Regions from separate parts of the Homo sapiens genome. Here region 1 is linked to region 2. The links are chromatin contacts, found by Hi-C or POLR2A ChIA-PET in ENCODE. All regions are on one chromosome and are shown on one strand. The core of a region is the stretch at or near the end of the contact, and the rest is flanking DNA. Distances in the headings are between cores, read along the strand shown. Region 1 holds the start of TIGIT (T cell immunoreceptor with Ig and ITIM domains). Region 2 has its middle 8.4 kb from the start of ZNF80.

Region 1 (7,034 bases), core at 789-3,288, 62 kb before region 2:
GTTTAGCTCTGCTATTAGGGATTCTGATTGAATTGGTCTGGGTGAGGCCTCGGCATCAGTATGATTTAAAATCTCCTCAGGTGATTCAAATGTGATCCCGAATTGAGAAGCCCTGCTGTGCAGTGTTTCAGGATTGCATTTTCTATGCTAGAGGGAGAGGTTTATCCACCAACTTGCTCCAGCAGGAATACCTGAGCTTTCTAGGACCTCCAGGAAGATTCTCCCAGTGTACGTCCCATCAGGGTAGGTGTGATAGATGCAGAAGTACTCCCCTGTATCGTTCACGGTCAGCGACTGGAGGGTGAGGCCCAGGCCGGGACCTGGGGCCACTCGATCCTTGAAGGATGGGGAGATGTGCCACCCCAAGTCAGCATTACAAATGGCCAGAAGCTGGTCCTGCTGCTCCCAGTTGACCTGGGTCACTTGTGCCGTGGTGGAGGAGAGGTGACATTGTAAGATGATAGAGCCACCTTTCTCTGCAGAAATGTTCCCCGTTGTTTCTATTGTGCCTGTCATCATTCCTAGGGAAGAGGACGAAGCACATGTGAGTCCTGGGTCAGCAGCTGGCCTTCAACCTTCCTAGAAAAATTCTAAGGGCCTTTGAGGCCCCAACTGGATTTTGGAATGATAGTTTCTCCAGTCCATCCTGTTGCTCCTCCATAGAGGCTGTAATTATTTCCTGTTTCTTCCATTTCAAGAGACGCTCCTCTCCATGCCTGTTATTCAAGGCTCCCAGTCCCCCATTCAGGTTGTCTTTCCAGTCTTCTCACCCTTCTCCACACATCTCTACTCCAGCCCAGCCCAGCCCATCTCCTCCCCACCCACTGCCCTATGCTTCCAGAGCTGACTTCTGCCCCTCTTTACACCTCGCCCACAGGGAGGCTTGTCAAGGCTGCACTCCCTCCCCGCCTCCTAGAAGACCTCAGCCCATCTCAACCTCCCTTTTCCTTTCACATTCACTGCCTGTATTGTATAATTAGCACCTTACTAAATGCCTGGCTTATGACTACACAACTTAGCACGTTGCCCCCTCGCATATTCTGCTATGTAGCTTCATGGCCAGCTTGTTATTTTCGTAGGCCTATTTTGTCTACCCACTTAGAATATAAGCCCTTGTCAGCTGATACCACCTCTTCTGTTTTTATTTTGTTTTGTTTTTATGTTTCTTCCTGCGGCCTAGTTCTATGCTGGATGCATTATCCTTTGAAATAAAACCTTGCTGTTTGGTTGATTGTCATTTGCAGTGCCTGAAAAAACCTTCAGGAAAGCCAAGAAATCCAATAGCAAAGGAAGCTTAGCAGGAAACCCTGCTTCTCCCAGGCATAACCACCCTCTCAGCACTTAACCTCTCCCCAGCAACCCTGGGCACATCTCCATCCTCAGATAGTTCAGAAGGCAACATAAAAACTAATTTATACCACAGTTTTTAAATATTTGTGTTCCCCTCCCTCAGAAATATTTGACTCTGATTTTTAATATAGAAGAAATAAATTTAACAAAAAATCAGTCTCTAGTGGTAGAACCTCTGGAATCTGTGAAAAAGACATTTTCAATTCACAGAGAACTTATAATGTTTTCCTGGAAAGTTCCTGAAAGGCAACAGAAAAGAAGCTGGAGCAGGAATGAGCTTCTAAAAGCAAACTGGCAATGCCTCCTGCCCAGCCCTTCTTCTTCTCCTGCTCCTTCTTGTGCTGGCCAGTCAGGCTCCTCCAACCCCGGAAGTCTGCAAAGTCCTTCATCTGCCACCAAAAACAGAACCCCACCTCATTCTCAGAGATTGTCCTTTCTTAAATAAGAGTACACAGGACTCTAAAAGTTGCAATTTCTTTCTCTCAAGCAGCTGTGGCATGCTCTTGGAGTCTTCCCTACACAAGCACCCAAGTCTCCAACCAAGCTTAGCCTTGTTTTTCCTCCCTGCTGCTCTGCTGGGTTTCAGGCCTTACCTGAGGCGAGGGGAGCCTGCCTCAGCCCCTGGGCCCAGATCAGGAGGAGACACCAGCGCATGCTTCTGCCCAGAGGGCCTACAGGAAGCAGATGTGGCCTCTTCTGCCACTGAAAGTAGCCGACTGCAGATAGGACGGTAAAACTGAGCCTCTGAGAAAAGACGGTCTCGGAAAAACCAAGTTTGGCAAAAACCATATTAAAAACACATAAAGTTGTCAACAAATACACAAACTGCATAGGGTGAGCCACAAGAAAGGCCATGAAGGAAACATTTAAAAATAAATGAAAATTGTGGTTAGAGGTACACTCGTCTTTGGATTATAGTCAATCTATTGTTTTTAAGTTCTGTCTTAATGTTTTTTCTAAAAATCAGCCTTTATTCAAAGAGCTCAAGGGCATCTGTGTAGTGCCCAAGATTCTGAAGAATCTGCTACTGATGAGGAACTGTTGGCTGAGCTCCTCTGGCATCCTCCTGATGAAGAATGTGCAATGATAAGAGAAGCTTATCATTGTAGGGACTTACAGGCCAGGGACTGCACTTGAAATCTAATGAACAGGTGAACAAGAAGTGTTTACTTGGGGGATGATACATGGATGGGACAAAGGTCTTGGACAAACACAGCAACTTTCCCTTGAAGGAGATCTTCTACTCGAATCTTATTTCTTTTGTCTTGTTTATCTGGACTGAGACTTTATTGAATTCTGGCTTGATTTCTCTGGTGCAGTAGGATCAGAGGAGATTAGAGGAGAGAGCTTTCCTGTGCACAATGACCTCATGAGAGCTGGAAATGCAAAGAAGGGTGAGCCCCTGGGAGCTGACCCAGGAGAGGGATTGGTTGACATTTGCCTGGAGCTCCCAGCCCATCACCAGGTCCTACTATGGACCCATCCTTCTTTCCTCCCTCCCTCCCTTCATTCATTTGAAAGTCCCTGGGTGCCTACAAAGCACCAACCTCAACACCAGGCTCTGAGGATATGAGAGTAAATAATCACAGCCCCTACCCTCAAATAGTTTACAAAGCTTGTTCCTTGGTGAACTCAGTCAGGAGAGGGGGTAGAAGATCCACATTCACCTGCCTCGCAGGCTCTCAACACAGTTGCCTTGGGGATGCTCCATGTTGTACATCCTGAAAATCTGCATCTGCACCCAGAAGCATCTGAAGCCTGGTGCCCCACCCCCTCCATTCCAGCCATGCACCTCTAGCATTTCACACCATCCAGGCTCCTACCCTCCTTCTCCCTTGCAAGGTCTTCTATCTCAGGCCAGTTTTCTCCCCTCTCTGGGTTCTGCCTATCCCCAACTCTATGACTTGTATACCCCTTATACCCCACCTCCAGACCCTTAGACAATATACGCCTTACCAGCTTCTCTCTGCCTACCCAAAGCAACCTGTCCTTCAAGGCTCACATCAAGAGATGCCTTGCCTTTCAATAGCTACAAAGCCTTCAGCTGAAGGAGAAATAATACCTAATGTGTGTCCAAGGGAAGGTGCCAAGGTTGAACTGGAGGGATGTTTCCCAAACTCACTAAGGCCGGGGAGCCAGGAGTGGCAGGGCCAAGAGCAGCTAGTGGGACTAGAGCACAGAAAGTGGTGGACACTAGGATTTGGGCTATAAAAATTTACAGCCTGTGTTTCCATAGTTGAGCTGGGTGGGAGCCAAAGAGGTGAGACCTCTCTTATATAATGAGATATCCAGAGAAACTTAGAGGTGGTTTTAAACAATTGTTAAATAATTTTTCTGTTTTTTGCTAAGTAACCAGTCCAAAGAGGAATATGGTCAAGTCCATTTTGATCAATGGTGCTCTAGAGGGGGATGATTAACAGACTGGGTCCAAAGTCATCCTGTTTGGTGACCTTGGAAAACTTTCTCAACCTCCTGAAGGCTCAGTTTCCCCATGTGCATATAGGAATAAGAGTACCTCTTTCATAGGGTTGTGAGGATTTAATTCTCTAGTGTTTGGTGAAGTGTTCAGCACAGTGCCTGGAAGATGGCAGGAGTTCAATACATCAACAGTAGTATTGATAACAATATTAATTAAGGAAGTGAAAGGAAAATTGGAGGACAATATCCCTATCTATATAATGTGCTTTGTCAAGAGTAAAATCCTAGTCTCCAGACTCCAAGGCCAGGGTTCCACCCAACCTCTTCATTCTGCCCTCCTTATCTGATAGAACAGGAGGATAGCATGTTTCTGCAGGAAAGTGACCACTTGCCAGCTAGACCCTGAGGCTGCCTTGGAGGAAAGCAAATGACAGAAGTCTCTCCCCAGGGAATCTACCCCAGACCCTCCAGAGCCTCCTGCACAGACTCCACGGGGAACCTGGCTGGTTCCCACCCACTCAACACCAGCCCCCAGCACTGAGCGGCTCAGCTGTGAGAAGCAGGCCTGCTCTGAGAGCTCCCCGGGCCACCCTGAGCTTTTAAGGCCAGTCAGCAGCCCTCGTGGCATAGCAGGGATCTGTGAGGTCCATCAGGTGCTGACTCACATTTCTATTTTAAAAATGCTAAAATCAGCCACTGTGCTTTATTCTGCCCTGACTTTTGGGGCTGTGAGTTGGACAAGTCTGGTCCGCCTTGATGCAGCTGGGTGAGTACAGGTGCTGAAAAAGAATGTCACGTTTGCCCGTGAAAGGGGAAGAAGTGCTGGCCTAGACTGTAAAACCCCCTTATCAGTTCACAGCTGGGCCTTCCCCTAGCCCGCCCTGCGCCCTGTGAAAGTCCCGGGCCAGCCGCACTTGAGTCCACAGCCTCCAACCACAAGCACGGTCCTGAAAACCTGTGGCCCGCAGCCCTCAGCCAAGCGGGGCTGGGAGTGGTGGTACCTTCCACAAGATCGGTGGCTTGTACACGGGAAACACAACCTAGGGTTCTCCCAGAGCACAGACCAATCTCCCAGCAGTGTCTTTGGGCTTCTGCTTCTCCAAAGTCTTCCCTCTGGCTCAGAAGTGGTAGGGGAGCTCCATGGCTGTCACAGCTGTCTGATGCCTCCTGTCTCTGCCTAGAATCAAGGGCAACATCCTGCGGCAGCAGCAGGGGGTCGTGCTCTCTCCTCCAAGCTCCCCACTCTCCATCCTGTAGAACAGCGCCTCCTGGTGGCAGGTTATATTATGGCGGGGGGCGAGAAGGCCCTGCCTCCTGCCTTAGATGTTAGGAGAGAAGGGCGAGGAAGCACGGGAGCCCTGACACAGGGGGGACAAGGGGACCTGGCCGCCCCAGGCACCAGGAAGGGCCCGCCCTGTGTCCCATCACCCCCAGCTGTCTCACAGCCTTAGCCAAGCTTCCTCACAGTGGGGCGGCCTGAGTGATGGAGTTCCAAAGCCACTTGTGGAGAGAGCTGCCTCAGAAAATCAGACTCCACGCGAAAGGACTGCCCGTGATCTGAGGCTTATTAACAAGCCATGGGACTTGGCTGACACTGGCAAATACAAATGAGGAGAACTTGGGAGTGGGACCGCTGACTTCTGTTTGTCAAAACTCCCTCCCGTGAGGTGGCTCTGAGGATCTATCTCCTCCATCCTCCAAGGCTGCCAAGAAGTTCAACCGACTATGGGAAATTTCTTTCTTCTTTCCAGCTGTGAAAATAGGACAGAGACCCCTAGGATAGGTTGGAATGCAAAGTCAGAAGAAAAATCTTTGGGAAGAGGCGGCTGATCCTCTCAGCTTAGGCCTCTCCTGCCGCCTCTCTTCACAACCCTCCTACACACCCACATTGCTTCCCTCCTTCTCCTCCTCTATTCTAGATGGGATTAAACTATCGTATAATTAGACAACTTAGGCAATGACACTTCTTAAAGGTAAGGCAGCCTTTATTCAGGACCATCACAATAGGTATAGAGACCAAGGCAATGGGATTTTGCAGTGGGGGAGAGATTGGGCTCAATTCTGAATACAGCATGGGCAATGGGAATTTATCACCAAGAAGCAGAGTGGGGGTCAGTGGATGGAAAAGTGCTAAGAGGGAACATCACGTGTAAGGAAGATTCTGGCTAAACTGACCTAATAGGATTCTTGCTAAAGACAGGCCAGGGTAGATCAGACATGAACTGAGAAATGGTGGAGGATGAGAAACCTGATAAGATATCAAGGGTGATCAGATACAGGGGGATAGGGGTTCTTGCAAAACTGATTTATCCTTGTTCTTGGCTAAAAAATGGATTTTACAAGGAAGTGCATGGATGGGCCTAGGAGAAGGTTCAGGACAAACTTTGCTGACAAAGTTTGGTCAAGCAAAGAATCATTGTTACTCTCAGTCCTTTATACTATCAATCCATCCCGGCCCCATCTTCCTTGGGAAAGGTAGCCTCTACCCCTGGACACTTCTTTCCTTCTTCCTCTTACCTAGAGCCCTCAGTCATCCAAGACAACTAGGACTGGGATAGAAGTACACGTGAACATATCATTCCAAGACTCCCTCAAGCATCAAGAGCTCCTCCTGTCCCCAGCAAAAAGAATGCCATACCTAGAAGATTTCACAAAGAGACTACAACAAACTTCTGAAGAGCAGATAATTTCAATGTTACTTAAAATATACAGACATAGAACATAAAGCCTTCTTCATTAGTTTTATGATATGAATTCAAAACTGATATTAAAGTGATTAAGATTGCACACAATTAAAGAACACCAGATTTGAATCTCACTTCCATATGTTGAGGAAAAAATTCTAAATATTGTTACGCAGAGTCCGATAATATATTAAACAAAATACATAATCACCAGGTAGGGTTTATTCCAGGGTAGCAAGAATGATTCAATATTGCAAAATCCACTAATAATAAATATAAGGTCTATATTTTTCAAAGCCTATAATCATTTCCTTTGATTCTGATAAGCAATCTGATGAAATCAATCCCCATGACCTATTTATTTATTTATTTATTTGATGGAGTTTCTCTCTTGTTGCCCAGGCTGGAATACAATGGCACAGTCTTGGCTCACTGCAACTCCCACCTCCCGGGTTCAAGCGATTCTCCTGCCTCAGCCTCCCAAGTACAGGCATGCACCACCACGCCCAGCTAATTTTTTGTGTTTAGTAGAGATGGGGTTTCACCATATTGGTCAGGCTGGTCTCAAACTCCACCCGCCTC
Region 2 (7,634 bases), core at 1-2,500:
CTTCATGTGCCACATGCAGGCAGAGCTGTCTCCATCCTCAGAGCCAGAGGCTGGCCCTTCACAGCCTCCAGTCAGGCAGGGGGCCCTCCGGGGTGGCCTGCTCATGGACTACAGCCCAGCAAGTGGGGGGGGGGCAGGGGGCAGTGACATCCCCCAGGCTCTACCAGGTATTTATCTTTTCCCCTCCAGCTGGTGCCTCTGAGCTTCACAGGGCCCAGAAGCGACCAGCCCCACCCACTAAGGGTCCTCAGGAGCTGGAGAGGGGCCCTGGGCTGGGGGCCAGAGAGGGACTACCCCCTGAAGAACCATCTTCTGTAGGGCTATTGGGCCCAGGGGGACTGGGGCTGGGAGTAGGTGTGTCCAGCCACCATTTCTCCCACCGTGGCCTCTGTGTTGTGGAACAGGGAAGTAGTGCCACCTCTTCTTGGACTTCAGGGGCCTGGAGTCCCTCCTGGCCCCGATCATATGCTTCCTGAAATACTTTACACACCAGAGACTAGGCTTTCCCAGACCCAGGGGGACAGGGGTCCCTAGGGGAGTCCCCAGGGCCAGCCCTCTGGGCCAGCTACACACGCTGGACACTGATTTGCAGTTTTGCACAAATAAGGGGTAAGAGCCCAGTGGCTAGGGTGGGCAAGAGGGGGAGCCTCTGGCCTAGGGAGTCCCCTGGCATTGACAGTGGGCACAGTCCCAAGCACACACCCCCAGCCCTGGACCTCCAGGCCCCTGCCCCACCAAGCAAAGGCTGCTTCTGCTGGAGAAGCCCCAAATGTCAGTTCTAAGGAAGAGGGTCCAGCCCTTTGGACGTGCCAGGGAACCCTGGGCCACCCTACTGCTACCAACAGTTCTGATGCTCAAACCACACCCATCTGGAGCCACCTGCTGCCTGGGCCCAAGGAGCCTGTTTTGGACCCAACAGACTGCAGTCCCATGGGGCGGAGGCTGACAGGTGCCCATCACCTGAAGCTGAGCCCACTTTGAAGCCTCTGGAAGGGGCCAGGCCTGCTGAGCCCCCGTAGTGCCTCCCCTGTTCCTACCCCTGCTATCAGCTGTACCCTGCTGGGCAACTTTGAGGAATCATTGCTGCAAGGACGCTTTGCACCATCTGGCCACATTGAGGGCTTCACAGCAGAGACTGGAGCTAGTGGGTCCTACTGCCCCCACCATGTCACACTGCCTGTCACTGTCACCTTCTTTGAGGTTTCTGAGCAAAATGCCCCCACCCACTTCCTGGGCTTTGTGGATCTGAACCTCCTGGGGAGGAAGAGTTACAGCGTGCCCAAAGTGGGCACCACACAAGTAACATTTAACCCCAACCAGACTGTGGTGAAGATGTTCCTGGTGACCTTTGACTTCTTGGACATGGCTGCTGCCACATGCCCTTATTGTGCCATTGCCTCTTTTTGGTGCCTGTGGGTGAGGAGAAAAATGCTAACCCCACCTACTGCCTCCTCTGCTACTCGCTGCACCTTGGGTTCTGGAGCTCCCGCTCAGGCCTCTTAAGCCTGAATGGAGATCTCTGCCAGCTTTTTTCCTGCTAGAGCCTGGAGCTGGACGCAGGGCTCCCCTGCGAACTTCAGGCTGTGACTGGGGCCCCTCTTAACCCACGTTATTCACTTTTGCCCTGATTGCCATTACTCTGAACCAATGTGGATCAATGACCTGCCCATCTTGTCCATCCCATAGATGGAGAGATGGCAAGAGACCCTTCAGGCTCGAGTTAAAGCCCTCACCATGCTCATGCCTAGATTGATCATTTGGGTATTTAGAGCTTCTGATCCTTACTACAACCTGCCCTACTTCAGGTCCTCCATGTGCCTGTCCCCTCCCTTGGTTCTCCCAGTCCAGCTTAGGTAGTAGGGAGGAACCAGAGCCACCCTGAGGTTATCCCAAGTTCCCAGGGAAGTCATGCCAGCGTTGCCTCCCTGTCCTGAAAAAGAACCATTTATTATTTTATTTATTTTTAATTTATAACTTATTCAAATTGGATTGACTTAGTAACCTCCCACACCTGATCATTGGCGTCACCCCTTTTCCTTTCCCACTCTCAGATATTGCTCCAACCTCAGGAGTTGAAGAGGCTTATGCAGGGGAGCAGAAGGAGAACTGCTCTCCCTCAGCTGAGGGAAGAGGGGTTATTCCAGAGGGACTGAGTCAGTAGCCAAAGCTTCAGCTTGCCTTGTCCTTCCCCTAGTCCCTTCACTTCCCCTACCCTCTGACCTAGCTCTGAAAGCCAAATTATATGTATGCATGTGTGTACAAGCTTGTCTTTGTGTGGTATGTGTGAGAAAGAGAGTGTGCATGTATGCACACACACAGAGGTTAACCACCCCTCACCTACAGTTCCAGACTCCAGTTGTCCCTTTCCTCCTACCTGTGTCTCCTTACTTTGGGGTGTGACTGAGGAAGGTGTCCAGGAAGCAGAGTCAGGTCCAAGGACTGGGGTGCCTCCTTTCACCTGGCCAGACTCTGACCCACCTACCTCATCTGGGCTAAGGGGCAACTCTCAGACTCAGTCATGTGGCTCCCAACTATCCCATCCCCCACTCCAGACTCTGACCCAGCCTCAGTCCTGACTCCTGGGGCTGGGCTGAGGGGAACAAGCATTTGCTGAAACTTGAAAAAACAGAAACAGGAAAAAATTGTACCTGGTACTTTTTTTAGAAAAAAAATTTTTTTTAAAGAAAGAATAAATTCTTGTTTGGAAACTTGAAAAACAAAAACAAAAAAAGACAAAACTACAAAAAAAAAAAAAAACCTGCCTCTACTCTTTGAAAGCAGGTGGCCACTCTAAGACATTGGGACAGTAATTCTGCATCTGGGGGTAGTGGAGGTAGTTGATGTGACCCACTGCTTCCTGGGAGGTTATAATTGTCACTCAAGAAGGTTATAAATTAAGAGACCCCAAATGGGGTCTCACTGTGATTATGCAATGATCTGGATTTGTTAGAGAGACCTTGTAGTAAACAAATATCCATGGAATTTTTCAAGGCAAAATTCAACTGCAATACACATGGCAGTGAAAAAAGTAACTGCACCGGGTGGTATAAACTGACTAAATTTCATCTCCCTCTACATCTCACATTGGAAGGAGATCAACCTGCTTTGGAGTAAGTGTTCTTGGACAATTCAATTAAAGGGCATGGGAACCCTCATAAGAAGATGCTGAACTTCAGGATAAGGAGGCATAGGAGACCACTTATGTGGTTAACTGCAAAAATAGGGAAAATGTCCATATTTAAATTCCAAGTTTGTGGGGCAATTCATTCCAGTTACAGGTGAAAAGGCATTTTCCTAAAGCTAATAAAACATAGTCATTTGGGGCATGTAATTCTTTAGCTATGACATTTGGCTTGTTAAATATTTTCCAATGAAGGATTTTGAATGTATATCTCTCCTTTAATTTTCATTAATGATGTTGAGAAGTAAGCTATCAGTTTATTGTCATTTCTTTATAGGTAATTTTTCTTTTCTGTATCTTCTTTTGCAATCTATTTATCTTTCATATTCTATAATTTCAATATGGTGTGTCTAAGTGTGATTTTCTAATTTATCCTGCTTGGTGCTCATAAGGATTTCTGAATCTCAAGATTTCTTTATTTCTCCAATTCTGAAAATTTTTCATACACGATAACTTTGAATATGAGTCTCTCCCATTATCTCCATTATTACTCTCTGTAGATATATATTACAACCTCTCACTTTATCTTCCCTTTCTCTTACCTTCCATATTTTCAATCTCTTTGTTCCTCTATGCATTCAGAGTAATTACTTCATATCTACCTTCTAGTTCATTAACTCTCTTTTCACCTGTGTAACTGAAATTTTTAAATTCCAGTGGTTGTATTTTTTATTTCTGCAGGTTCTAATTGGTTCTTTTTTAAAAATCGGCTTGATAGTTTCTTATACTTTCAATACCTCTTTTATATTTTATACTCAACATCACTAATACCTGAAGTTTCTACAGGCCTGATTCTTGATGTTTCTTTTGATTACCCCCCACCTCCCCGTGACATCTTGTTTCCTCCTTTATTTTGTGATTTTTATTTTTGAGCCTATATTAATTGAAATTATATCTTAGGAATTTTTTGAGGCTTGGAATCAAGGTGCATGCCTTCAGGAGAGTTTGTGTTTGCCCTTACCAGGCACCTGGAGACACAGTGTAACCCAGAATATTTTGAATTATCAGCTTAGGATTTCTCAGCTTATATAAGCAATGGGAATTCTAGACTTAAATCCAGTGGGAGTAACTCACTGTTATGAATCTTTCAGGAGAAATTTATCCTTCCCACCATCCCAAGGGTAATTGTATTTACTGGACTGCTCTTGAGGGGCACTTTAGTTCCTATTTCCTTTTTTCACAGAAGATGTCACCTTTTAGGAGAGCCAGCTTTCAGTCTTTAATCCTATTTCCCACCTTGCTTAGAACCTGAGATTTGTCTCCTCTCTCCCAAATATGGCTTTCTCTGTATTTGTGCTTTCTTGTCATTTTTGGCCTCTAAAAATTTTCCTTTCTTGCCAATAAAACTATGCATTTTTTAAAATATATAATTTTTTCCAACTTTACTTTCTTTTTTAGGTGCTTTGCACCAGAAGGATTTTTTTAATATCTAGTATTCATATTGCCAGAAACAGAACTTCTATTTTTCATTTAGTTAGCTATATCAAGTTTCCCTAGCCTTTTGAATTAAACCAAATGGGAAACTTTAACAGGGAAGGATTGACAGACAGGTTTGCCAACTTTTTATTTCATAAAATAACAATAACCCAAAAAAAAGCAAAAAAAAAAAAACCAAAAACCCTCCTACTTTTACCATCATTCCATAATGGAATGTTGAGGAGACATAACAGAAGTGGCCTTTAATTTAAATTTACTTTATTCCACACATTGCAAAAATTGGTGACAACTTTGTCACAGACTATCATTGGTCCAGGAACTGGCATTTGGGAACCACTGAGCTATGTCACATGCCATGAAGGTCAGTCTATCTGATAGTATACTCACTATAGGATCTATTAACTAGAGGTGCTAACCACCACCATCACGCCAATGGCCAGACGAGCTAATGCCATTAAATTTACTTGTTTGCAGTTGAACAAATAACTTCCAATTTACAAGAGAAAGAAATAAAGCATGGGAGCTAAAGTTGAAATCTTGAATCTCACCTCTATTTGGGAAAATCATTCAACCTCTTACCCTCAGTTTCTTCATCTGGGATAGCAATACATTACCCATATGGATATTTTGAGGACTAATAGGAAAGTTCGTTGGGATTAATAACTTCTCTATTATTCCCCTCCCTGATAGAATACAAACTAAATTTCCCCCAAAAGGAATAAGCTCCAAACCATATACAGTAGGGCTTTCTTTTCGATATGACTCTAGAACAGGCAGTGTGCCCAATTGGTTCCTTTCTTTCCTACCATGGAGGAAGAAGTTTTGGCCAGCTAAGAACTGTAGGAGAATAAATTTTGCTGGCAAGAGACATAACCTCACCAAAATTTAAACTCCATGGAAGCTGGAACTTTGCTCATAGCTGAATCCTCAGTACCTATTACAGTGCTTGGCACATGTAAATGTTCCATAGATGAATGAGGAATAAGAAATAAATCAGATCCCTACAACAAAATTAGTCACAATAAAACTGCAATCAAAATTACCCAACAGGAGTGGGAACCCTGTGTTCCACTTCACAGTCTTCACCCTCTTCAACCCTCTTCTCCCCGCCTCCCAATTTCCCCTGCCATGCAATGCTTCTCCAACAAGTTCTGCACAGTCCCAGAGGCAGAACCTGGTTTTGGGAGAAAACAGGCAGAATTAAATTCAATATGCAGAACCATCTTTTCAGGGTCCTTGCAATCTGTGCACAAGTCTGTCATGCTATAACTGCTTGTATGGTGCTCACTGGTGGCTCTGAAGACCTTCAGGAGCATCAATCAACTGTACAGAGGATGGTCAGCTACAAGCTATGAATAACAAGACTAATTAGCATTCATTGACCATTTTCATTATGCCAGGCTCTATGCCTGTTTTATATGTATTATCTCACTTCATTCTCAGTGAAACCCAAGGTAGTTACTATTTTCATCCCCATTTTCTAGGTGGTGAATCTGTGGCATAGAAAGGTGAAACAGTTTGTCCAAGGTCACAAAGCTGATTCTCTGCAAAATCCATGCTCTTAACTGTGGCGCTATATAAAATACAGATTTTATAGCACTTCCAAGTCTTTGGCATGGGTTGTATGTAAGCATATTCATATTGTGATGTGAATTTTCTTAAATAAATCTCATTCCTTTTGATTTTCTTACACTGGGATATAACTTGAAAAGATAAATATGAAAAAAGAAAACCAAGTCTAAAAGTGAAAGTAGAGTTTGAAGTGACTAGAGTAAAAAGAACAACACTGCTCTTCCTCCTTCAATTGTCTTCTTCCTCCTCTCTGTATCTCAGTCCTGTCTCTCTTCTTTACCACCATCACCCCTATCTGATATAATATCACTTCTTACCTTCACTACTACTGCAAAGGCTTCCTAACCGATCTGCCTCCACCCACTTTCACCCACCTCCACTGCCCCCCGCACCTGCCACCCCATCCTATCAATACTTCAAGAAAGCAAGCAAGCATAGGATGTTTTAAAAATCACCAGAGCAGTTTTTAAACACTGCCCTCATTATGGCCATCCTCCTGCCTAACACCTTTTTCAATTGCTTTCTCTTACATTCAGGAGAAAAGTGAAAGTCCTTAGCAGGGCCAACAAGGCCTTTCCTGTCCAGGCCCTGCCCCAAGCCTCCAGCCACATGGCCTCTGCCCCTTGTTACTTCTACTTCAGCCCCAGGGCTTGTGTACTTCCTGTTGTCTCTGCCTGACCAGCTCTGCCATCGCTTCTCCACCCAAGGGAGTCTTTCCTATCTTCCAGGATGCTTACCATGACCTTACCTATGCAGAACACCCATGTGCCTGCTGCATGACAGGGGCTCAGTAGATGTAGTTAAGTGAATGAATAAAGGAATGAATTTCTGGTGGTCCACATATCAGGTCTGTGGACACCTAGTTTTAATATTATATCCTCCTGAATGATGAGGCTGGAATTCTTTCACTTTTGGCCTCTGCCATGATTGGCTTAGGATATAGGTCCAACCTGGGCCTGCAGGTGGGTCTCATGACCCAATCCCATCAGGGAAGACAAAAGCCAGGCCTATTCAGAAGGAAAGCTGCTCAGTGAAGTAATCAAATGGAGTGATCTGTGTCTCAGTTAAAATCAACAAGTGACCAGGAAGCCAGGAAGACAGTGGGTGATGCGCATGTGTCCTCATGATTAATGCAGCAACAGGCCAACATCATGACTTCTAGCAGAATTAATTGGAACAACCAGGTGGCCATTCCTGAGTTCCTGCTCTTGAAACGTCAATTGCTTTCTCTGGACACTGAAACTCAGCTGCTTGTCTGAACTCTGTACGCCCATTACGCTTCTCACATCTCCCACTGTACTCCTCATACTCTCTGCCTGACCCTTCCCATCACATCCTCGTGCACACCATGGCTGTCCTTCTCCAGCTTCCACAACCTTTGAAAAAGTAACCAAATTCCCCCAAGTCACCAACCCTCAGGGGCCAGCAGGATCCAATATTCCTT

Evidence for each region. Hi-C counts contacts between places; a loop is a spot of excess contacts on that map. ChIA-PET counts read pairs that join two places held with the same protein, here RNA polymerase II (POLR2A). Pooled maps may share reads with other maps.
Region 1: a map of CD8-positive, alpha-beta T cell shows a loop between it and region 2 (2.4-fold over the local background). The contact joins the promoter of TIGIT here to the enhancer-like site in region 2. A Hi-C loop is called at or near these places in 4 of 168 maps with a recorded cell type or tissue (CD4-positive, alpha-beta memory T cell, CD8-positive, alpha-beta T cell and natural killer cell), 10 of 37 single-sample maps with no recorded cell type and 12 of 50 pooled maps. POLR2A ChIA-PET finds 5 or more read pairs at or near these places in 20 of 52 experiments (CD4-positive, alpha-beta T cell, CD4-positive, alpha-beta memory T cell, CD8-positive, alpha-beta T cell and 13 more).

What each region holds. Positions count from the first base shown.
Region 1 is chr3:114,289,032-114,296,065 of GRCh38, reverse strand. TIGIT (T cell immunoreceptor with Ig and ITIM domains) reads right to left here and starts at 2,038. Exons shown (of 4, transcript NM_173799.4): 1 at 1,944-2,038; 2 at 192-521. The coding sequence starts at 2,004. RefSeq lists enhancers at 3,840-4,782, 4,680-4,919, 4,783-5,726.
Region 2 is chr3:114,225,392-114,233,025 of GRCh38, reverse strand. It overlaps the pseudogene ATOSBP1. Among named protein-coding and RNA genes, the nearest start is that of ZNF80, 8.4 kb to the left of the region's middle. Within about 2 kb of position 1,250, at least 4 of the 41 ENCODE cell types and tissues checked have a DNase peak (open chromatin) inside an H3K27ac peak, as active enhancers do; they include CD4-positive, alpha-beta T cell, CD8-positive, alpha-beta T cell and natural killer cell, where a contact is called at or near this core.